Regions from separate parts of the Mus musculus genome. Here regions 2 and 3 are each linked to region 1. A link is a loop called in an ENCODE intact Hi-C map of the cell type or tissue named here. Cell type or tissue: heart. All regions are shown on one strand. Each heading gives the region's core, and the rest is flanking DNA. Links, peaks and the distances in the headings are about the cores only.

Region 1 (7,978 bases), core at 1,756-6,755:
GAGACAGAAAAGATCAATTCATTCATCTGCCGGGTTAACCCAGCAATTGCTCTGGGCCAGGGTCCAGGTAGGATAGTAGAGACGCAGTCACAAATGTGCACTGGCCATCTCCTGAGCCACATACATTCCGTTCCGTGTGTGTGTGTGTGTGTGTGTGTGTGTGTGTGTGTTCTTCCACCCAGCTTAAACTATAGCTGACCATACTTTGGACCTAGGATGGGCAGGGGAGGGGGTGGGGGTGGCTTTTGAAGACCTAGCCAACAAGTCTGATTTCTCTGGTTAAATGTCTTAGAAACACGTGGAGGTCAGAAACTATTGAAGAGTTAGAGATGCTGTCTTACGTAGGGCTTTCAGATCTTCCCATGCCATAGAGCACGGAGACAGAACTTGTCAGTCATCTCAGAGGTTCATGAAACAGCACTAGAATGTTCTTTCCAGGACGTGCCGCCTCTTAGGTTCTATCAGACATTCTGGGTGTTTCACATACGGACAGAAACAGAGACCGATTTGAGTCACTGAATTTCTTCTGAAAGTGACAGAGGTGCTACATGATTGTTCCAGGAGTGATGTCCAGGGACACAGCAAAGACTGACAGCATCTGAAATTCAGTCTTTAAACTTTCAGGTTTCTGTTCTGCCTAAAAAATGTCCAAATGAGAGCAAGAGGAACACAGGTAACATTGTAAGGTTTAACCCTTGTCCGGATAGACCTAGAGTCCTGTTCTATGTTCCCAATTACTATTTGGGTAGTCTTTGGGTACACAAGTAGATACTAGCTTTCTATCCAGCAAAAAGGAGCTAAGCCCTACAATTGTTAGATGAATTACATAAGACAGAAGATGAGACAGTATCTGACTCATGGTGAAAGTGACTCTTCTGTTTTCACCCTTTTGCTTTTCTTTTTGTTGTTGTTGTTTTTTTTTTTTAATGATTCATTTATTTGTTTTATATGATTACACTGTAGCTGTCTTCAGACACACCAGAAGAAGGCATCAGATCCCATTACGGATGGTTGTGAGCCACCATGTGCTTGCTGGATATTGAACTCAGGACCTCTGGAAGAGCAGTCAGTGTTCTTAACCACTGAGCTATCGCTCCAGCCTTCCTTTTGTTGTTTTGTGTTCATGAAAAATGGAGGCCAGGTCTTATCAAGATGCCTAAGCAATCTACCACTGAGCTACACCACTGAGGCCACCCCACCTCCTTGCTCTTTAAGATACCAATCTCTAACCTGCTGTGGACAGAAACCACAAGTCACCCTCTCATCAAGGGCCAGGTGAAAGATGTGGTTAACTATTCCACTCTTTCTCTCAATGGATTTTTGTTGCAAAAATTCCAACTGTCTAGCTTATATTCTGCATCTCACAGAGACAGAAAACACATCCCTGAAAGGAGACATCCGTTGCCTCCTCGTGGGAGAGATCAGTGTACAAACCAGTAATTATATAGTGGAAGGATGATAAGTCAATTGAGAACCTACAGGGAGAAGGGCACAGCGAGGTGATAGTTAAGCCAAGACATAACGACTGAATTGAAGTGTGAATAGCAAGCAGGAGAGGGGAGGGCTTGCCCATCAGTGATTTAAAAGGCACAAGCCAAGGAATCTAAAATAAAATATGTAAGGGTCAAAGAGTCTCTAAAGAAGCAGTAAAATCATTGTGTTCGACAATGTTTTGTTACAAAGTTTCACACAGACTTGAAACAATGTAAAAGAAAAAGATGAGGGGCTGGAGAGATGGCTCAGTGGTTAAGAGCACTGACTGCTCTTCCAGAGGTCCTGAGTTCAATTCCCAGCAACCACATGGTGGCTCACAACCATTTGTAATGGGATCCGATGCCCTCTTCTGGGGTGTCTGAAGACAGCTACAGTGTACTCATATGCATAAAATAAATAAATCTTAAAAAAAAAAAAGAAAGCTCCGGCTGCGGTCAGCTGACTCCATGCTTCCAGGCCTGGGGTGAAGCAGAGCATCATGGAGAAAGACATGAGGGAGCAGAGATGCTTGCCTCATAGTGTCTGAGGAGCAGAGAGAGGCCTAGGAAGAGTCAGAGGTGAGATATAACTCCCAAGAACTTGCCCCTGAGGACCTGTCTCAAATCAGACTCACCCGCCAGTTTCAACCACGTCTCGGTAATGTTGTATTCTTAATCAAGGGATTAAACCACTGGTTAGTCAGAGCTCTGGGGATGTAGCTCCTTCCTTAAATTCTATTAACTGAGAAATAAGCCTTTAACAGACGAGCCCTCTGGGGATACTCCACACTGAAACTGTAACCGTCATGGTGAGTGTTGAGAATGTCTCTGTCTAGTTTAGAAGAGGCAATAGGTTGTTTGCTTCTTCATCGCTCTAACAAAATACCTGACAAAAGGTGACTTAAGGAAGAAGGAAAGGTTGGTTTGGGCTCACAGTTTGAGGGTACAGTCCATGGTGGCAGGGAAGGTTCAAGATGAAGAGTGTGAGTTGCATCTGCCGTCAAGAAGCAAAGATGAATGCTGGTGTTCACCTCATGTTCCCTCTCTACGTGGCTCAGGACCACAGTCACCTCCATGGTGCAGCCCACATTAAGGCTGGATCTTTATACCTCAGTTACACCAATCTAGGAACTCCCTCACAGGCACATCTGAAGGCATTAACCATCAACAGGCAAGGATGGAGAGACGGAGGCCAGCTTCTGCTTATTCTAGTCTTAGCCTACTCACTGCTCCAGTCTCAATGGATTCCTGTGAGTCACAGCAAACCATCAAACTCTTTGCTGGCTCAGGTTGCACTTGTGTTCCTTCTGCCTGGACTACTCCTTTGTTGGCTACTTAAGAATTTCCATTCTCAGCCCAGTGTGCTGGTACACACCTTTAATCCCAGCACTGGGAGGCAGAGGCAATTGGATCTCTGTGAGTTCAAGGTCAGCCTAATCAACAGAGTGAGTTCCAGGATAGCCAAGGCTACACAGAGAAACCCTGCCATTAAAATATTTTTTATAAAATAAGATAAAAATAAAAACCTCCCATTCTCTCAGCCTTCAAGTTTCAGATCAAGTAATTTCCCTCTCTGATCTCAACCTAATGCATGTCTTCCACTATTCTCTCCTAAAGCATCCTACTTCTTTCTTATCATATTTAATTTTTCTTATTTATATTATGTGGTGTCTGCCTTCTCCATTAGACTGTAAATTCCATGTAGATGAGGTCATTCAGCGTTGTCCCAGGCACCGCCACAATACCTGACAGCATGGTTACATTTTCAATAAGTACTTAATAAATGAGCCAGTACAGCTAGGAAAATCAAGGCTCAAAATAACAATGTGCCAGCCAACACAATGAGAAAAGATAGCTCCTTGGGCAGGTATGAGGCCAGATTAGTTCAGAGAGTGCGGAGTTCTAACTGTACTTCTGTCTAGCTTGGGCAGGCCAATAACTCTTTATTCATCCCTCAGAAAACTGAGAACCACACGGCTGCAGCTTGGCAGAATGGAGGTTTTCCAAGCCTGGGGGGCTGGGGACAACACCCAAGGGATACCTATCTGAAAGACAAGCCACCTCTCCAATACAGCGGGAGTTACTGCCTACTGCAATTCTTTACTTTAAAATGACTTCTCCCCATCTCATGTGCACAGCGCTTCCCAAGAACAGCAAGTGTTGCGGGCGTAACTTAGGGCCATTATTTGCTCATTTTACACAGTTTTTCTATTTCTTAGTAAGTCTCTCTAAAAGGTGATTACTAGAAACCCAAGCCTGGGGACGCTCAAGATTAATGGATAGAAGGAAAACCCCTGCTCTGGGACATCCTGTCTCTACCCGCAGATGTTCTTCCACAGCGCCTTCTGGCGGAAGGGAGGAACCAGCGTGGACAACCACCAATCTTTTGCAGTGATTCTTGCCTCTGCCTGCTGCAGCAAAAAGACCAGGGCGCAACAGAACTACAAGCCAACGTTAGTTACTACATTTCCCAGGGGGCCTCGAGGCAAATTGGTTCTGAGCAAAGGCTCCAGCTTGTTTCCCCTGCTTAAAAGTGAGATGTTTTAATAAAAAACAGTTTACTCTTCTTCACAGTCTATCATGCTCCTAAAGGCTCTGAGGAAACCACGCACTGCTCGCCTCTAGAGGAACTAAAAGCCGCAAGCTCTTCTGGGAAATGTAGTTTTCAAAACGATTTCTAGGAATCCGGGGAATGCGCTTTTAAAAACAGAGGTGGGTTAGGTTGAATCACATGATCTCCGCCGTCTGCTGTTACCTGACTGTGAGTGTAAGTAGATCCTGGGCTCAGAGCAAGTGGCATCCACCAGTGCCTAGACTGGACTTCTAGATCGGCCTCCTCAGCTCCTCGGCCATTCCGCATTTGCATAGTCTCTCTAGTCCCGACTCTCCATAATTTACAGACTCTATAGGACCTCCTCGTGCTGTTTTAACAGCTGCTGCCTATGTAGCAGCTATGGAGACGCTCTAATTGCTTTATAACGTTAGTGAAGAAGCCATTAATGGTCTACCAGATCGCCTTGTCTTCGGGAACTTTTCCACTACCTGTTCTCACTTTACCATTTAGTCTTACCCATGACTGTGTGTGACTGACTTCACAAAAGTGAAAGGCCTAAATCCATTACATTTATCAGTTTCCTCTTGGATTTTGCCCCTTAGTCTGCCTAGATCTTAGGAATCCGTGCATACCTCAATACCTTTTTGGAACGCCAAACACCTAGTAGTACAATAACCTGACTTGAGTAGGCTAGGTTTTCCTCGTGCAGAAAGTGCAGTACCTAATCTAACATGTTGATAACACTGAAACCAATGTCCCAGAGTACAGTGGGCAGGTAAATAAGTTATAAATCAGTAATTAAAACTGAGGGGGAAATTAAGTAAAGGATAAGTCACAGAAGAAGAAATGAAGTGACCATTTTATCACCAGGAAAATGTAAACCAGGACACAATAAGATACTGTGCTAAACCAACCAGGTTGGAGAGATTTTTAAAAACCTTACTTCATGCATCTGTTGGTGGTCACTGTGATGGAAGGAAGGTAAATGTGAACGGAGAGAGCGGCTGCTGAGAACCATAGTAACACAGGCTGTGGAAACCCTGTCTTTGCTGACTTCCATCACATCTTACACTTCACATTTGTCCTCTAAAGGCACGGGAAGGAAAGACAGAACAAAGTAAAACTAGACTGGAAACTGGGTGAGATGAGAAAAAATATTAAAGTTTAAAAGAAACACAACATACATAGAGAAACAAGAAACGGAGAGAAAAGCAGCCGACTCCCGAATGATACATTGAAACAGATGAGTTTGGGGGATGGGGAGGAGGGGTGAGGCCTCTTCCAAAGCGTGATGATAGAGAATGGTTGTTTCTGATGAAAAGCCAAGCATGAGCAATGGTTTTTTTCCCCCCAGATTTTTATAAAATTAAAGGATTTTAGCCCCCCTCCCCAAATTCCCTTGATTAGTGGCAGGTGTATCAATACGTAATCCAACTTCAAATTTTAATGTTTAAAAAGAAGTTTCTTTTCTTCCTTGAGCCTAAAAAGACATCCCAACTGATAGTCTCAAGCATATTAGAATCCCCGACTGCACCACCTCTGTAGTGCCTGACTCCCAAGCAGACTGGGCCACCGCAGTCATACAGGCTATAAAGCAATGATGGTGACTACACAGCCTGAAACTTCTCAGGAAGTATGCTGCCAAGCACTGGAGACAAGATTAGCTTCCTTTTGTTCATACGATGATGATGTTTTATTAATGTGTAACTCGCATTCCCCTGAAGCATGAAGCCTGCTTATCATACAAAGAGAAAATATTTAAAGACTCTCAAATGTCTTTAAGCATTTCTATATCACTTTCCTACATCATGTGATATTTTATATAATTAAGAAAGCAGAATAAAGTGGTGAGTTAGTAGTTAATCACAAGAGGCGTTGCTCTGAATGCATTCTAATTTATTGCCCCTCTACATGTAGCTGTACCATCTGATTCTAAATTTAAAGGCAAGTTGTTCAAGAACAGGAAATTACAACTACATTTACACAGGTCTCTGGGGGAAACGCATGCAGAGAATAGCCAGATCTTTATATATACAAGGCAATATCCGGAACAAACCAGAACAATTTTGGAATCCCACACAAAATTAATATTTTAGTAGTTGAGCTCAACATTCCCAAAGAATAAGGAAATCTATACATCATAGAAAAGTAAATCACATAGACATCAATTTTGAATAAAATAGAATAATGGACTTGTGGTGGTTTGAATAATAATAGCCCCCATAGGTCCATAAGGCAGCATTAGGAGGTGTGGCCTTATTTAAATAGGTACAGCTTTATTGGAGGAGGTGTGGCCTTGTTGAAGGAAGTGTGTCACTGTGGAGACATGCTTTCATATGCTCAAGTTGGGCCCAAAATATAGGACTCTCAGCTCCTTCTCCAGCACTAAGACTGCCTGCATGCTGCTATCCTTCTCTCCATGATGACGAAGGACTAAAACTGTAAGCAAGCCCCCATTAAATATTTTCCTGTATAAGAGTTGCCATGATCATGGTGTCTCTTCACCAATAAAACCTGAAGACAGCACCTCAAGCTATTTGTACACAATCAGTTGATTTTTTTTTAAGTTGTATCAATTCATTACATACAAACATTTTTGAAAACCAAAATAAATATTTCTAGAAAAATATTATATATATAGCCCCACGTTTAAATTAGTAGACCCAACCTAAATTTAAAAATCACTCTAGAATTGGAGTGCAAGTTCCAAAACACTCAGGCTCAATTTTATATTTAGTTCATGGCAGTCCAATTCATCAACCCACACTTGTCTGAGCACCATATTTTGAATAGTACAAAAATAAAGCATCTAAAAACGGAATTTTCAAAGGAGTAGGGTACATTTTACTCCTTTGCTCAAACTTTATATTTGCTTTATAGTATTGACTTTTCCTTGAGTAGTTATAATGTTTAGTTTAAAAGGTCAACTGTGAGTGTAATGATATATAGATATATAGATATCTCCTATACTCTATTTTCCAGTTCCTCTTTCCTCTTTCCTTCACTTCCACATTCCTGAACAGTAAGAATACAAGATGTAGCCAGGCATATGACACTCTCTTTCAATCCCAGCACTTAAGCAGAGGCAGGCAGGTCTCTGAGTACAACCTGTTCTACAGAGTGAGTTCCAGACAACCAGAACTACACAAAGAAACCCTGTCTCAAAAAAGATAAATAAATCAATAAAGTTAAAAAGAACCCAGGCCAGGCGTGGTGGAGCACGCCTTTAATCCCAGCACTCGGGAGGCAGAGGCAGGTGGATTTCTGAGTTCAAGGCCAGCCTGGTCTACAAAGTGAGTTCCAGGACAGTCAGGGCTATACAGAAAAACACTGTCTTGAAAAAACAAAACAAAACAAAAAAAAAGAACACAGGTTGCATACAAGAATGGACTGCTGTCCATTCTTACTTCAAGAAGCAAAGCTTTAACAAGAGAGTAGAGTTGGGGTTGAAAATGATGAAAGTATATTATACATCTGCATGAAAATGTCATGAAACCCATTATTTTGTGTAATTATTATAATCTAATTTAAAACGAAGAAGAAGAAGAAGAAGAAGAAGAAGAAGAAGAAGAAGAAGAGGAGGAGGAGGAGGAGGAGGAGGAGGAGGAGGAGGAGGAGGAGGAGGAGGAGGAGGAGGAGGAGGAGGAGGAAGAGGAGGAGGAGGAGGAGGAGGAGGAGGAGGAGGAGGAGGAGGAGGAGGAGGAGGAGGAGGAGGAGAAAGGAAAATCATTTCACCTGTACTTAAGCTCCATCCTGATTTCATTCCCTCCTCCCAAAGGAAACGACATCCTGAAAAGGGTGTGTCTGTCCTAAGCATACATAGCTCTTGATACTTTCACAAGAGTTGTCTACATTCTCAAGCACATATTTCATGTTCTAAGTCTTATAAAGGTTGTTTTAAAGTTTCTGAAACGTTTAAAATTAAACATCATATGTTTTTGATGTTTTAGTG
Region 2 (7,978 bases), core at 1,395-6,394, 130 kb after region 1:
TGTATTGCAAGGCCATTTCTGATCTAATTTTCTAGTTCAGTGTCTGGCACAGTCCATAACTCTTCATAGCTGCTGAAGCAGTGCTGAATAAATGAGGCCAGAGAAGACCATATGACTTGTGTAGGTCAGAGGCCTAGGCATAGACTCACCATATAGTGCATAGCAGGAGAGAACGTGCAGCAGCCGCACTCCTCACACAGGAGTTAATATTTGCTGTCTGTATACAGTTACTTCTGCATAGCGTTGTATTTAGACTTTCTGAAAAAAATTAAAAAAGAATGTATATGCCTTAACTCAAAGAACTCAAGTTTCTGAAGTGTGAATATAGAGGCAAGGTGTCTGTCTCTCTTTCCTGTCAGACCATGAAGTCTTAGGGGTTGATGTGAATGCTGAGAACACGCATAATGAGGCTGTCACTTATCTGTCTGTCTCGGGTCAGAACACGGAGGTATGTTTTAGAAAGGATTTTAAGTGCAACTTCAAGTTTGCTTTGTGACTGGTTTCCTCTTCGGAAGGACAGTTTGTCAGGACCCGACGGGTAATTCTTAATCTAAGCTTAAATATTGTATTATATATATAATATTCACTCCCCCCGGGATTTCATTTTTATCTATCCAAGAGCTGACAGAGTAGCTATAAAATACTGTCCACCTTAGAAGGGCAGGTAAAATCGGTATCCAGACTAATGAAAATCTTAGAGGCTTTAGTTCTCATTTAACATTGGAAGGATACTCTGATCGCCAATACATAGTTAGGATGGTATGGTAATTTTTGCTTCTGCCAATCATTTCCCTTGTATGTTGTTTTGGGGAGCTTACTTTTTTTTTTTTTTTTTTTAAAGGTAAAGGAATGTTTGAAGAAGGAAAGTCAGATTAGTAGAGTTACTTATTTTAGTCTTAACAGAAAACCACAGTGACTTGCGAGTGTTTGAGAATTGGGGTGACTTGGAAAACTGTCCTCTGACTTGGAGGACACAGAGTACTTACCTAAATTCACCCATATTCTGGTGGGCTCTTATATTGACATTTTTATGACTGCTCCTTAAAGTTCATATTGACATTATATAAGATATCAAACAAGTTAATAATATGTAAACATAAATTATAAATTCTATTTTAGGAAAATAGGGAGTTGTTTCACGAAACAAAATTGAATATCAACTGTTGTATCAAAATCAAGATTCTGATTAATGAAGACCTTACAGCATTAAATGAAAAGAGTGTGGTTTTGATGTAATTAAACTGAATAAATGAGTGGGTTGGAGATGTTCTTGTCCTTTTGCAGGCTGTTAACATGGAGGACAGTGAAGTCTTGAGCTTTAGAAATCCAAGAGATGTCCCTTGGTAGGAGAATGGCAGGTAGATAAGGGTGACCACCTCTTTAGAAATAGGGACCCAGGCTTTGTCTGTTCTTTAGGGCTGTAGGCCATTAACTTGTACTGATACTCTTTTGTGTAGCCCAGAGAGGGCTTTGAACCTTTGATTTCTCTTCTCTTTCCTCTCCTCTCCTCTTCCTCTCCCTCCCTCCCTCCCCTTCTCTCTCTCTCCCTCCTTCTCCTCCCCACTTTCTCTCTCCCTCTCCCTCCCCTCCCTTCCCCTCCCCTCCCCTCCCCTCTCCTCTCCTCTCCTCTTCTTTCTCTGTAAAATTATTTCAGTTCCCTTAATAATTCCAGTCAACCAGTTCTTAGTTATGACAACATATTGAAATTTTTTTCTTTAGCTGAGTAGTGGTGGTACATGCTTTTAATCCCAGCCCTCAGGAGGAGAGGTGGGTGAATTTCTGTGAGTTCGAGGCCAGCCTGATCTACAGAGTGAGTTCCAGGACAGCCAGAGCTACACAGAGAAGCCCTGTCTCAAAAAACAAAGAAACAAAAGTTAATAATTATGATGTGTGTGATTTACTTTTGGAAATTGGCTCAAGTACTTATTTTTATTCGAGCAGTTACTGATTTTAACCCTGGGTAATACTTGATGGTTATAAATGATTCACTGCTTGCCTGGATTACTGCAGGAGCCTGGCGACTGATTTATAGACTTTCGGCCTCTTCTCCTTCAGGCCTTCTTACTACTGCAACCCAGCCACTCTGTGTGAAGCGTTGCTCGTGCCTCATTTATGCTGACAGTCAGTAATGGTAGTGTTAAATCAAACCCTTTTTCCTGTCTTGATTCCAAATCAGCTGAGGAATAGCCAACAAAGATGGACATGCAGCAATCGGCTTTATGATTGATTAAACTGAGTCAAAGAACTCACATTGCCTTGTGGTTGTAATCAGGGGTCAGGTAGGTCTTCAGGTAAAAAAGTGTGTTTCCAGTATTGTACCCTTTTGAAAAGTAAAGCATGTTTTCTCATGAAAATAGAAGAAGAAGAAGAGAGGATTTCATTTCAGTCTGTTTATGTTTGCATAGAAACTTCTGGTTGTCACAGAGCAAACTTCAGAGCAAACTTGTTTTCTTTTTTTTTTTTTTCCCTTATTTGAAAATTTGGAGGTCTGACCCCTCCCTTCTTTAATCCTGGAAACAATCTGCCAGCCAGCTAGATTGTTTTCATTAACCCTTTAGAGTACCTGTTTTTCTTGTAGATTGTTCTTGCTGTATCAGCCATAATGTCCCTTTCCCCCAAATATCCTGACTTGTTTCCAATCTTCAAGTCTGAATGCAAAACCCAGCTTTTCCCTGGAGCTTCCCCAAAATGAATGTGCTTGTGTGTCCCCTTCTGAACTTCTGTGGCACTTAGAGCTTCCATTATAAATTACAGGCTTTAGATCCCAGAAGACTGAATGGGATCTAGTTCAATCCTCTCATACTGCATTCTTGGAACTGGAGCCCCACAAAGAAGTGGTTTGTCTGAACTCTTTCCCAGTATACATTGTAAACTCAGGCCTCCCCAATTTTTTGTCTTGCATATTGACTCTGTAGCAGGCCCTCTCAGTGGCTAGCTTTGGTTTTGGTATAAGTATGGTTTGCTTGTCTCCTCAGTGAAAGTTAAAAGCCTGAGATCAGGGCCACCATCTCTTTATGTCCTTTATTCCCTTGGGGCTGATCACCAAGAAATTTGTAAGACACAAGCACAGTATTCTACATACTGAATTTAATCATATTCAAGAACACTTCTCCATCAAAATAAGATTTATATAGGATACCTATGAACTCGTTAATATTTGGTGGTGTTTCTGCTTTATAATTAAAGATAGTTCTGAAATAAAGAGATAGGTCAGAGGTTAAAAGCTCATACTCTATACTTTCAGGGGATGCTGGGTCCGTTCCTAGCATCCATGTCAGACAGTTCACAGCTGCTTGTAAGTCAGGCTCCAGGGGATATGGAGCCTCTTCTTTCATCCTTGGGCACTTGTGCTCAAATGCACAGACCATACACATAATTTAAAAAATAAAATGTTTAAGAAATAATAATAAAAGATAAGTGAGTTGTCCAGGACAACAGACTGATGCACCTCATTCTCAGATCTTCAGGTTTCCATGACTAAGGTCAAAAAGGAAAGTAGAAGATCCCTTATCAAAAAAATTTGTAGGAATTAGCCCCTTTTCCACAGACCTTGCATACTCAGTGGTCTTCTTTGACGGAATAAAATGATTCCAACTCTTTTTTTTTAATGATTTCATTTGCTTTGAGAGGCAGAAAGCAACAATTGAGTGTGTCCTGGAGCTAAATAGTGACTGCAGTATCTACCAACCTTTTTAAAGGTTGATATTAATAGTGATTTATATTTAGAGCTTTCAGGATAAGAATCCAAAACTCCAGAGTAGGGAAAGCTGTCTTTAAACAATATTTTCCTCCTTTCTCCAGATTGTTTTGAGTGTTTTGTTGACCCCCTTAAGGATATAAAGCCTAAGCAAGACAAATCCCTCCAAGAAGTTGTTTGGCTTTGTCATTGACTCTGAACTTAAAATTTCATTTACTATAACTTGCTTATATTATTATTATTAATAATAATATTATTATTATTGTACTTTTATCCCAAGGAGGATTAAGATTACTTTTGTAAGGAAACATAACAGGTATGTGTGTACAATTTTACACACAGTGCTATACATATGTAAACACATATGAAAAAAGCTGTTGGATCCTGTGGAATCATGAAATTGATGAGAGATCTCCAGTTCCTTGGGGGAAGCCAGATTTTAGCAATTGAGAAAGGTTTCTTTAGAGAACAGTTCATGGTATAATAGGTGCTGCTGTTCTTAATGGCAGCTTTTGCATCTTACATTTATCTTCATGTGCCTGTGAACTTTCTTTTTCCTAAGAGACTTCCTCTTGAAGATGTCTGCTTCTTTCTGTAAAGCACAACTTGTCCAGTGTTCTAGTTTTCTGGGATTCCTACTCAATACAAAGGAAGTGAGTACCTGAAGACTTTGTGTGTAGCTCTTTAGATTGTCTGCTCCTGAACAAGAGACCAGGCTTTAAGACTCAGTGTCTTAGTTGGGGTTTTACTGCTGTGAACAAACACCATGACCAAGGCAACTCTTATAAGGACAACATTTAACTGGGGCTGGCTTACAGGTTCAGAGGTTCAGTCCATTATCTTCAACGTGTGAACATGGCAGCATCCAGGCAGGCATGGTGCAGGAGGAGCTGAGAGTTCTACATCTTTATCTGAAGGCTGCTAGTGGAAGACTGGCTTCTAGGCAGCTAGAACTAAGGTATTAAACCCACGCCCATAGTGACACACCTACTTCAACAAGGCCACACCACTTAATAGTGCCACTTCCTGGCCCCCATAGGCTTGTTCAAATACATGAGTCTATGGGGACCATACCTAAACATTCCATAATGCAAAATACATTTTAGTCCAACTTAGTCCCCCATAGTCTATAGCAGTCTCAACAAAGTTAAAAGTCCAAATTTCAAAGTCTCTTCTGAGATTTCCATTAAGCACCATTTAAAGCATTCAACTGCTTTCCAAATCCAAAGTTGCAAAATTCACATTCTTCCAAACAAAAGCATGGTCAGGCCTATCACAGCAATACCCCAGTCCCAGTACCAACTTCTGTCTTAGTTTGGGTTTTACTGCTGTGAACAGACACCATGACCAAGGCAACTCTTATAAGGACAACATTTAATTGGGGCTGGCTTACAGGTTCAGAGGTTTAGTCCATTTTCATCAAGGTGGGAACATGGCAGCATCCAGGCAGGCATGGTGCAGGAGGAGCTGAGAGTTCTACATCTTCATCTGAAGGCTGCTAGTAGAATACTGGCTTCCAGGCAGCTAGGATGAGGGTATTAAGGTCACACTACTTAATAGTGCCACTTCCTGGCCCAAGTATAGAAACCATCACACCAAGTTAGAGGTTACTAGTAGAAACTTGGATATGAATCTGTTGTTGGTTAAGGCAAGAGCCTAGCTTTGAAATTTTGCATGTCAGAATGACTCATTTCTCTCTCTCTCTCTCTCTCTCTCTCTCTCTCTCTCTCTCTCTCTCTCTCTCTCTCTGTGTGTGTGTGTGTGTGTGTGTGTGCATGTTGTATATGTCCTTGAGTGTCCCAAGTACACATACCTGTGCACACATACGTGGAGACTAGAGTGGAATGACAAATGTCTTCCTTTATCATTCCCTGCCGTGTTGACTTGAGGTGGAGGTTATCTCACTGAACTCTATCTGGCCTTTTAGGCCCCCTTTCTCTGTCCCCAAATGCTGGAGTTAAAGGTATGCACAGCCATGCCTGCCTTTCTCTGTGAGTTCTGGGGCTTCAAAGCCAGATCATCATGCTTGCAAAGTGTGTGTTCTCACCTCCGAGTGTCTCTCTTTATCCTTGAAAAGCAAGAAATTAATCAGTGTGCTGGCCCACGGAGAGGACTGTCCACCTTTTTCTCCTGCTCTCAGATTTTGCTGTGTCTAGGGAAAGCTGGGATAGCGTCTTAAGAAAAGGAATTCTCTGACTACATTCCAGAGATCATTTCTTAAGAGGAGCCCTAAGAAAATTGTAGTCCTAAAAGTGTAGCAGATTCTTTAACTATCCTTTGAAAATTGTACTCCCAAATGAAATTTCATCATGGTGGGCTGTGGGGATCAGGCATACATTTATGTATTTAACATTAGCTAAGTATAAAAAGCTAAAAAAGAGGAGGTGTTGTGGTTGTTTTGCTTAGCCCCCATTCTCTGCTTCAGCCTTTCTCCCAATTTGTTTTGCTTTGTCAACCTAGAGCAGATTTTTGTAAGCTTAGTAACACTTTAAAAGTTTTGCCTTCTCATCTGTGTTGGTTTCTCCTAGAAAGCGTGGAACCCCAGGACTGTAACAATACAGACTTTGGAGATAGCTTAAATACCACTGCACCAACTGTCGTGTGACATATGAATAAGGAACTCTCAGAAAGCAGTTTATGAAAATTTAAAGCATCAGCATCTGAATCTAGGCATTATGGTTATGCCTGTAACTCTAGGCCTTGGAGGCTGAGGCAGGAGGATTGCCAGGCTAGCCCGAGTTACATAGTAAAACATGGCACTTTTTAACAGTTCCCAAATTAAAAATTCAACAACAACAAAATACATTGAGTACCGAGAGGCTAAGTTATATGAAGATCTGAATTTAGTGATTTCCTTATCAAGATTTCAGGAGCTATTGCTTAAACAGTCAAGCGTGACTGACTGGTGAAAGGTCTGAGTTGGGTTGTTGTCGGAAGCAGGATGCAGTGCATAGAACTGCCTTCGCTGTACAAGAGAAACCCTTCTGTAAACTAAGTTTTCTATTTTTAGTTGCTTTTAATTGTTAAAACACTGCATCTTCATCTTAGACGTTTGTGATTCTGTTCAGTTTTGATTATATTATTTCCAACTTATGCTGGTCTTTGTTTCATTGGTGCAGATTTAACAGTTAAAGCCTCCAAGACAGCACAGATCTGGCTCGATTTTGTCTACAGCAGATTGCATCTGTACCCAAAACAAGTGCCTTTTAACCAGTGTCCTTATTTTCTGTGCCAAATCTGTTCTCTATTTATAGATGGAATTAAATGTGGGTACTATGAAAGTTGAATGAAATGTGCAAATGAGCCATTTCAGGGTAGTGTCTGTATTTTGGCAGCATACTTGTGGGAGTATCAAAGCCTGGGGGGATGCTGGGTTGAGATTCTTAGGAGCTGTTTCTACAGTGGAATAATGGTCCCGTGCTGGAGTCCGTAACTTCTGCTTGTCAATGGATGCTGTGACCAGGGTCAGGAGCTGTCCTTGGTTTAATGATTGTAGCTCATTCTTGCCCGCTAAGGCAACAGTTTTCACTGCACCATCACTGCCTGGACGGTTTTAATATTTTAAATGGGATGAGGAACTACTTGAAATAATGTGCTTTGATAGATATACTCTTCAGTACCTCAAATGGATGGCACAGAGTAGTAAGACCTGTAATTGTGGTGCTGTGATGTTAGACATGTAATTGTGTGACACTGTGATATAAGATCTGTAATCGTGTGGCCCTGTGATGTAAGACTTGTAATTGTGTGGCACTGTGATATAAGAACTTTATTGTATGGCACTGTGATGTAAGACCTGTATCGTGTGGCACTGTGACACATCATGTACCCGTTCATCACCAGAGCAGCACTAACTCTAACATGTGCTTCTCAAAAACACCTGGGAGCCCAGGTGGGGTTAGGGGAGCAGTTTAAGAAATCCCGTCTATCCAGTATTTAATATTGTGGTTGTGCCTATTTGGAAAGCCATCTAATAAAAACTACAGGAAGTAAAGATTCCCAAAAATCTTAGTTCATGAAGCCATGTAGAACACTAGAGAGATAGGTTTAGACTTTGATATAATTTGTATGTTGGTAACTCCTTGTATATTATAAATGCATAGTGGGTGTGTTCTTACAGTAGATACATGTTTTATTATAGAATCAAGTTTCATTTTGTTGCTAAAATAGGTTATTTTCACACACACACACACACACAAACTTATGCCTTCCTTTTTCCTTCCCTGTCCTACAAGTTAGTTTTTTCTAGGTAGAAGCTAAAAAAGGTAGGATTATAGAAGT
Region 3 (7,978 bases), core at 1,395-6,394, 87 kb after region 1:
CACGGTGGTTTTTTATGGTGTCTCCTTCTAGCCCCTCCCACCCCCCCATTAGGGTCCAGTTAGGTGTCTTGCATTGTGTTAAGGTGTCATGTGTTCTTAACATTCAGTAGTGATTAGTTTAATCTGGTATCCTAGGATTTCAGAAGTGGAAACAAAGATTTGTCATGGAAAATGGTCTGGTTTAGCTTTCTCCTCTTCCTTTCTTGTTTCTGTCTTTCCATACTCCCTGCTGCAGGCCAAGAATTAACTTTAGAAAATGGAGACAAAATTCTCAAGTGGAAACTTAGATCTCATACACACTTGTTTGTTCAGGTCTTCCTGAGACAGGGAGAGGCTTTGTTTTAAGTTATTTTCCAGTTTCGGATTAAAACTATTGAATCACCTGTGTACCTAACTTTAAAAAATGCAGTATTATCAAGATTTTGGGGAAAGATTTTCATAGCTGACTCTTAAGTCCTCATTAGAAATGAGAAGTTTTCCACCTTTTTTAAAAAAGACTTATTTTATGTGTATGAGTGTTTTGTATGTATGTATGTATGTATGTATGTATGTATGTATATGTATGTATGTACACTGTGTGCATTCCTGGTGCCTGCAGAAGTCAGAAGAGGACATTGGATCCCTGGAACTAGAGTTACAGATGGTTGTGGGCACTCATGTGAATGCTGGGAACTGAACTTGGGTCCTCTGCAAGAACAACAAATGCCCTTACCTGCTAAGCCATCTCTCCAGCCCAGCTTTCCACTACTTCTTGAAGACCACTGATTATCATGGCCTGTTTTTGATACATAGTTTATGGAGTTTTATTGTTTTTATTTTTAAATTTTTATCTTTTTTATCCGCTTCAAAATATTCCTTTGTATTACGTAGTTTTATACTTGTGAAAGAGACTTTTTTCCTTCTTGTTTTAAATCTCAATGACTGTAAGCCTGTATCTTACTTCCTGTTTCCTCTCTGATACAAACTTTAATTCCGTTCATACAAAGCAGCTCCATTCTCCTGTCCCTTAAGCACAACCAAGCTCAGCATCTTTCCATAAAAACTAGAAAGTGGCTAGACTGTTAGACCTGAGGTTGGAATGAAGTATGGAATTTGTCCAGACCTGACCTATACCTGAAGACCTTGCCCTTCCTAGTCCCCTATCCCCTAGTCTACACACACATGTGCATGTGCACACAGACACATGGACTCCCACATGTGTGCACACACATGGCAGGCAGTGCCTTACCAGCCATGCCATTTCCACATTGTGGGCATTTAAGTTTTTCCTCTTCATTTTCTTTCCCAGGGTACTTTTTTAGACCATGTTTTTGGCTTTTGTGCCTTCTTGAAAATGTAATGCCATAGGTTCACTATATCTGTGTGTTTTTCCCTTGATACGTATGGATGAGATCTTTTCATCCTCAGGAACTGGTGTTTCCCTCTCTGTTGCCCCTGGCAGAGTGTCGGCTTAAATTAAGCTGGAGTCGTGAAAAGCTGCAGATTGAACTGACCAGAGTCTGCTGTCTTTTCCACCACTTAGAAGCTCTTTACATCCGACCACTGAAGCTAAGGCTTGTAACCTATTGACCACACTTACATCAATAAATACACTGTTACACCCACCATGTTTCTCTTAAAACTTGTATTGTGGGGGAAGAGCACATGCCATGGCCAATGTGTAGAGCTTAGAGGGCAGCCTTGTGGATGCCTGTCTCCTCCATCTTACATGAGTTCTGAAAGTCAGATTTATGTGGCAAATATTTTGAATTCTAAGTCATCTCACCACCCAATGCAAAGATTGATACTGTTTATTCCTCCTATTTGTATGATACATTCTGGGCTATATGTTCTCCAGCTCTTGAAAGTAGTTTTATTAAAGTATGCATAGTATAAAACTCACTTTCAAATTGTATACAGGTTTTAACTTAAATGCTGATTATGGTCCAATCTAGAGTATGAAAACTATCAGGAAGAATACTATTGGGCAGGCATAGCTGCTCTACAGATCATTTGTCTTTACCAGAAGGGAAGGGAGGGCAGGAACCTGACCTTGAACCACTGTTCTTAGTATTGTCGGTGGTCAAAAGTTTCAGCACACACCTTCAGTTTGAATAAACTGGCAGTTTCACTTATTATGTGCTGTGTAGTATGGGAACTCATGACAAGGGAGAGTTCGAGAGAGCTTTCGCTTGTGTTTCCATGTGCATATTGAGGCCAGAGATCGCTGTTGCATGTTTCCTTAATACCTCTACCTTATGTTTGAGACAAGGTCTCTCACTGAACCTGGCACTCACACTGCTGGCTCACTAAGTGACCAGGACAGCCCCAGGCTCTTCCAGTCTTTGTTCCCCAGTGCTGGGATTATAGGCAGATGCTGCCATGCCCAACTTTTTACATGGGTATTGGGGATCCAAACTCAGGTCCTTGACGAGACCATCTCCCGGCCCTATAGAATTTTATTTTGTTGTGTTTTGTTTTTAAAGACCCCCTTATAAAGCTGCTCCAGTTGGCAGGCACTAGTGCTTGGGTGAAGGGGGCTTTTGTTCTGTAGCTTCCGTGCCAGCAGCACATCCTTTCCTTCCTAAAAGCAGCGGGTAGGGGAGACACGAGGGATTGTCTTAGCTCACATTTTGAGAGGTTGGGAGTACACAGGGACACATCCCTTGTGACCTGCTTCCTTTTCACTGTGTCATATCTTCTACTTTTTATCACCTGGCAGTAATGCCATTGGTTTACAAATCCATCAAGGGATTAATCCAGTAGTTACATCAGAGCCTTCATGGAGTCTTCTCATCTCAAGACTCCTTATAGAGACACGGAGAATGTATTGCACCAATCGCCAGTCAAGCTGGCAGTCAGGATTGGCCATCACAGGACTTGTATATTAGGCTGATTTTGCCATCATTATTACAACTTTACGTTGTCCTTGTTCTGTTGACAAGAGAGAGGACACTGAGGGAATGATATAAGAAAAATAATAATGTTTTCATTTAAGAGAATGGAAAAAAGTGGGTCCATAGAAGAGGTGTTTTATTGGGAGGAAAAAAAAACCTTCCCTAGAGCATGCCAGGAGAACTCGGTTGTGCAACAAGAAGTCCAGTTGTAGAAAGACGGGCTGGGTCTGGCCCCAGTGCCAGAAAGGCAGGCGTAGAACCAGATAAAACCAAGGCCTTCATTTCCCATCCCAGAGTCGTAAAATAAAGAGCAAACCTTTTTTTTTCCAAGTGCTTGAGGATACCAGCACTAAGCATGTTAGAGTACAGGTTTTGTTTCTACCTCCATTTTCTCAGGGAAGGAGCTCAGACACCAGGAGGTAACAGCTTGTTTATGGCCACAGTTACCACAGAAGCAGCTGTCGTGAGCCTTGACTGTCACAGTTGCTCCTGCTTGACCCTCACTGGGTTTTCCTGCATTTTCCTAGAGAACCATACATAGATACCACTTGGAATTAGGACTTTGCAACTGGATGCTGACTCTAGGGATGACCTTACTTTTCAGTATTCTTTAAAATGATTGAGCTACATTCTAGCCAAAGTGGAATCACTTCTGTTCCAATTTCCATGGAACAAATTGTAGGTATCCACCTGATCTTGATGCCACCTTGATATTATTGGGATTTTGTTTGTTTTGCCTCTTTTCTTTTCTTTTCTTTTCTTTTCTTTTCTTTTCTTTTCTTTTCTTTTCTTTTCTTTTCTTTTCTTTTCTTTTCTTTTCTTTTCTTTTCTTTCTTTCTTTCTTTCTTTCTTTCTTTTTTTTTGAGTCTTCTTTCAGTGTTTCCAGTCTGGCCTTGAATTCACTGTCTAACCTACTACATACTGGGATTAAAGGTGTGTACCTTTATATTTGGCGTAGCCAATGCTTACATTTGTTAAAGTTCCATATCGCCCCCTAGTGTTTTGAAATGCTTATATCATATGTCTCAGTAGTAGTGTAACTGAGGAGAGCGATGTCATTCTACAAAGAGTTACAGCAATGAATTGTTGACCAACTTTCAGTCATAAAAATGGTTTTCAGAAGACTCTCTGGAGGTGTGTGTGTGTGTGTGTGTCACAGGAGGAATTTTGTGTGTGTGTGTGTGTCTCACAGGAGAAATTTCCCAGGTTGTCCAAAGGTAATATACCTCATGTACAGGTAGAATCTACGAAGCAGTGAGGTGTCCAGGGACCTAGAGTAAGTGATTCAATTTTAGATTGAGTTGAATTATAAGAATGCCAGAAATGTCACATTAGGAAGAATTTTTGAAGAAAGCATTAGTATTTAAGTTTGTCCTTTGCTTACACTGGAGCATAGGCAGCCTCAAATATGGCCCTGAAAGCCGGGCGTGGTGGCGTATGCCTTTAATCCCAGCACTTGGGAGGCAGAGGCAGGTGGATTTCTGAGTTTGAGGCCAGCCTGGTCTACAAAGTGAGTTCCCGGACAACCAGGGCTATACAGAGAAGCCCTGTCTCGAAAAACAACAACAAAAAAAACACCCCAAAAACCAAACCAAAACAAACCAGTGGCCCTGAATATACACAGTGGAGAAGCAAAGAATGGATGTTAATATGGGTTGTCACTGGAGCAAAGGATGGGGTTCTGGAAGTGCTGTTGTGGTGGACAAGATAAGGCTAAGCTGTGAACATTTTTCCCTCCAAAAATGGAGATGTCTTGATATTCCATTAATGCTTTAAAAATCCCCTAAGATTGGATATGTTAGCATTTCTTCTCTCATCGACTGGATTTTATACCAAATACATTCTTCATTGCATCACTTTGCCAAGGATGCTATAACAAAATGCCACAGGCTGGGTACCTCATACTTCTGACTGCTTTGATGTCTGAGATCAAGGTGTGTGTTGGCAGGGTTGCTTTCTTAGGAAGTCTCAGCTTGAGTGAGAGCTGTTTTTGTTTGTCTTCTCATGGTCTTTTCCTTGTTCGTGTCTGTTGAGAACCTGTCATCTTTTTATAAGGATTAGATTGGATTTGGATGGACCCACTGATCCATTTTAACATAAATGGATTTAACATTTAGCATTGTCTCTTTAATACTGACTATCACACAATGAAGTTCTGGGGCCTAGGATTTCAACTTAGGCATTTTGGGGATGATGTATCAGAACCTGCCGTGAGGAGACAGACTCTTGGAGGCTAAAGGAGAGGCGAGAAGAGAGCAGTGTTGTGGCCAGTCTGTGTGCACCTGGGCGCTGATGCTGGTCGCACTCTTAACCATCATCTCAGAGTTCCTAGTGGCTCAGGACTATCCACACAAACCCTCAGTACCCTGAGAAGAGAAGCATGAAGGCTGGTGGGCACCACAAGTGAGGTAATTTCCTAACTTCACTATCAGTCTGTTTGAGCCAGCACATCGTACCCCCTTCTTTCACCATTGAAACCCTTTTGGGCAGTGTTACACAGTCTGGCATTCACCTTATGAAGACATTGAATACACAATTAAAGCAGATCGTCTCGGCCCACATACTCCTTGGGGTAAGAAAACATTTCTATAGGATTCTAAGTTATTTTGATTTTTGAGTTTTAGTTGCCACAAAGAGAGGTTTAGGAGTAAGGGGGTTTCTGCTACCTCTAAGGCAATACTTTTTTAGTAAAAGAAATAAGGATATGCAAAACTTTTACATAGTCACTTCTTAAAGTTGTTTCCATTGAAGATAAAGGGACTCTGCTTGAGTTGTTTGTAACTCCCTAAGTTCCCTGGTAACAGGAGAGAGGCTTTAGGTGCCCAAGCATGAGCAATAATCGTTTTTGTTTACCCACAGGCACTGATAGGAAATTCTTTTGGAATTAGAACTTTGCAGCTTCTGAGAACCTTCGAGAGCTTAATATGCTGTGTTGGCTCAGGTTGGGTACTCTTGGGAAATGATGGCCCACAGGTGTTCTAGTGCGGCAACCCTCTCATGCCCAAGCTGTGCCATTGCCTCTGCATTCTCTTAATTACAGCTTAGTTAGCTCTGAATTAGATTTTTTGCCAGGACAGTCTGGGTTTAGATTATTTTAAAGTCTTTGAACCAACAGTCCAAAGTAATTGTAATTGCTCTTTGTGTTTATATGTATTTTTTGTGTTTATAATTTGCTTGGCAGTTTATTGAGGATTGATTAATATTTCTTTAACAGGGCTCAGTGAGTCTTTGCTGATTCTTTTAGAAAGGAATAAGCTCGTTGTTTGGAATAGATCATACTTCAAAAATGTACTGAGAATATTACTTTTTCTTTAAAGAAACAAAATGTCTTTCTCAAAAGTCTCTGTTTAAGACCGTAAACTTCCTTGTCTCCTGGAAAATTACCTTAGCTTTCTGGATTGTTCTGTTTTATTTTCAGGCATTTTGTTCTACCCTCTGCCTCACTTTGACTTTATCCTCCTTTTCTCTTGGGTGTGGAGGGACGTACATGACTTTTTTTTCTTGTTTAAAAACTAAATAGAGGGTGCTAGAGAGAAGGGGCACTGACTGCTCTTCCAGAGGTCCTGAGTTCAATTCCCAGCAACCACATGGTGGCTCACAACCATCTGTAATGGGATCTGATGCCCTCTTCTGGTGTACTCACATAAAATTAATCAATTAATTAATTAATTTAAAAAAAGAAAGAAAAAACCTAAATAGAGAATCCCACTCAGAATAGTAGTCTTGTTTGTTTTTACCATAAAGGTGCTTTATGTTCTCAACAGCACTGAACTTGGGTGTCCTCTGACTCATCACAGTACAGGAGACTGATGACTCTCCTGACAGAGTGTTCAGAGCAGCTTTCTGGTGGAAGTCCTTGCTTGGTTTATCCCCCTACTACCATTTTAGTTATAAGGTTTTTTGTGTTAGTTTTTGTTATTTTGTTTGTTTTACCTTTTACATTGATAATTTATAGCTCATATCCTGTATTTTCAGGGGAGAAAGATAGATGAGAGTCCAAACAATATCATATCAGGAAGTAGGAGTTAGTTCAGGGAGTCTTAATCACTACAATGTAGTTTGAGTCTTTCGGTTACAAGGAGCAGGGATTAAACCTGGCTAGCTTTGAAAAGTGGTGGGTGTGATATAGTAGATCAAATTCTATTCTTAACATTCTTTTGGAGTAGTTTCCTGCTTGATTTTAGGCCTGTACATTTGATTTACTGCTGTGGTGGATGAGATAAGTCAGAGGTATGTGGTGTACTTCTCCCGTAGGTTTGTCCTTAAATCAGTGCCATGGTAGTCCCCATGAAGAGATAATAGTTATAGTCCCTTCAGCCTGGGTCTCATTGTCAGACCACAGAGCACAGACTTTATGGCAGACAGCTTTCAGCAGCACTAACCTGACTTAGATGAGTGAACCTAAGTGAATGTCAAGTTTTTATTTGTATGCAACTGAAATTCTTGGTCAGATTTTTAGCATTATTATTGCAGTAGTTGATTGATACCATCATCCTGAGGTGGGAGCAACTCTAAGGAAGGTAGTAATCATTTTGACGTTTACAAAGATCCCTACGATTTGGCTCTACTCTCCTTTTCTTACTCATTGGCTGCCTTATCCTATTGGTCTTCTCTTCATGTTCAACTTACTTATCCAGGCCATACGCAAGGCCCTGCATAGCTTCTCCAGGCTTGAATCAGCTTTAAACTTCTCTCCTTCCTACTCATAGTACTTCAACGCTTATTCCCTTGGTGCATTCTGTTTCAGATGTAAGAGAATATTTTACCCAACAGGTACCTTTTTCTCTAATAATGTCATGTTCTTGTTGGTTAGTGTGTTTAGCCATTGGCAGCTGTGATTGGCCTATTTTGTTTAACTAGATACATCAAGATATGTATTAGAAGAAGAGAGATGTCTTTATATTTTCAGTGCCTATAAGTGGTTGCCTCAACAATAGTGGACATGAATATGCAGAAGGCTTGTGATAGTCTTTCTGCATTGTTAAGTGCACTGTGTGCATTAACACTTGACAGGTTCCAGACGGAGCAGTCTCCTTTTAGCATTTGGGGGGCTACAATCCAATGTTTTTTCCTACTTTCAAGACCCAGCCTTACATCAAGAG

Evidence for each region. Peaks named below come from ENCODE experiments on the same cell type or tissue, not always from the same donor. Only the 100,000 strongest peaks of a DNase experiment are listed, where the experiment ranks them.
Region 2: it touches region 1 in a loop (2.9-fold over the local background); 2 of 42 quality-filtered maps call a loop at or near these places.
Region 3: a loop joins it to region 1, with 2.4 times the contacts of the local background. A loop is called at or near these places in 7 of 42 quality-filtered maps.

The regions. Positions count from the first base shown.
Region 1 is chr2:161,173,809-161,181,786 of GRCm38, reverse strand. No RefSeq gene overlaps it. Among named protein-coding and RNA genes, the nearest start is that of Chd6, 69 kb to the right of the region's middle. In heart, for the core only: a CTCF peak has its summit at 3,820; a DNase peak (open chromatin) is centred at 3,856; H3K4me3 peaks cover 1,200 bases; H3K27ac peaks cover 743 bases.
Region 2 is chr2:161,043,679-161,051,656 of GRCm38, reverse strand. All of the region lies in intron 3 of Chd6 (chromodomain helicase DNA binding protein 6), which reads left to right. Among named protein-coding and RNA genes, the nearest start is that of Chd6, 61 kb to the left of the region's middle. In heart, for the core only: no CTCF peak of the experiment used is centred there; no DNase peak of the experiment used is centred there.
Region 3 is chr2:161,086,302-161,094,279 of GRCm38, reverse strand. All of the region lies in intron 1 of Chd6 (chromodomain helicase DNA binding protein 6), which reads left to right. Among named protein-coding and RNA genes, the nearest start is that of Chd6, 19 kb to the left of the region's middle. In heart, for the core only: a CTCF peak has its summit at 3,869 (motif pointing left); no DNase peak of the experiment used is centred there.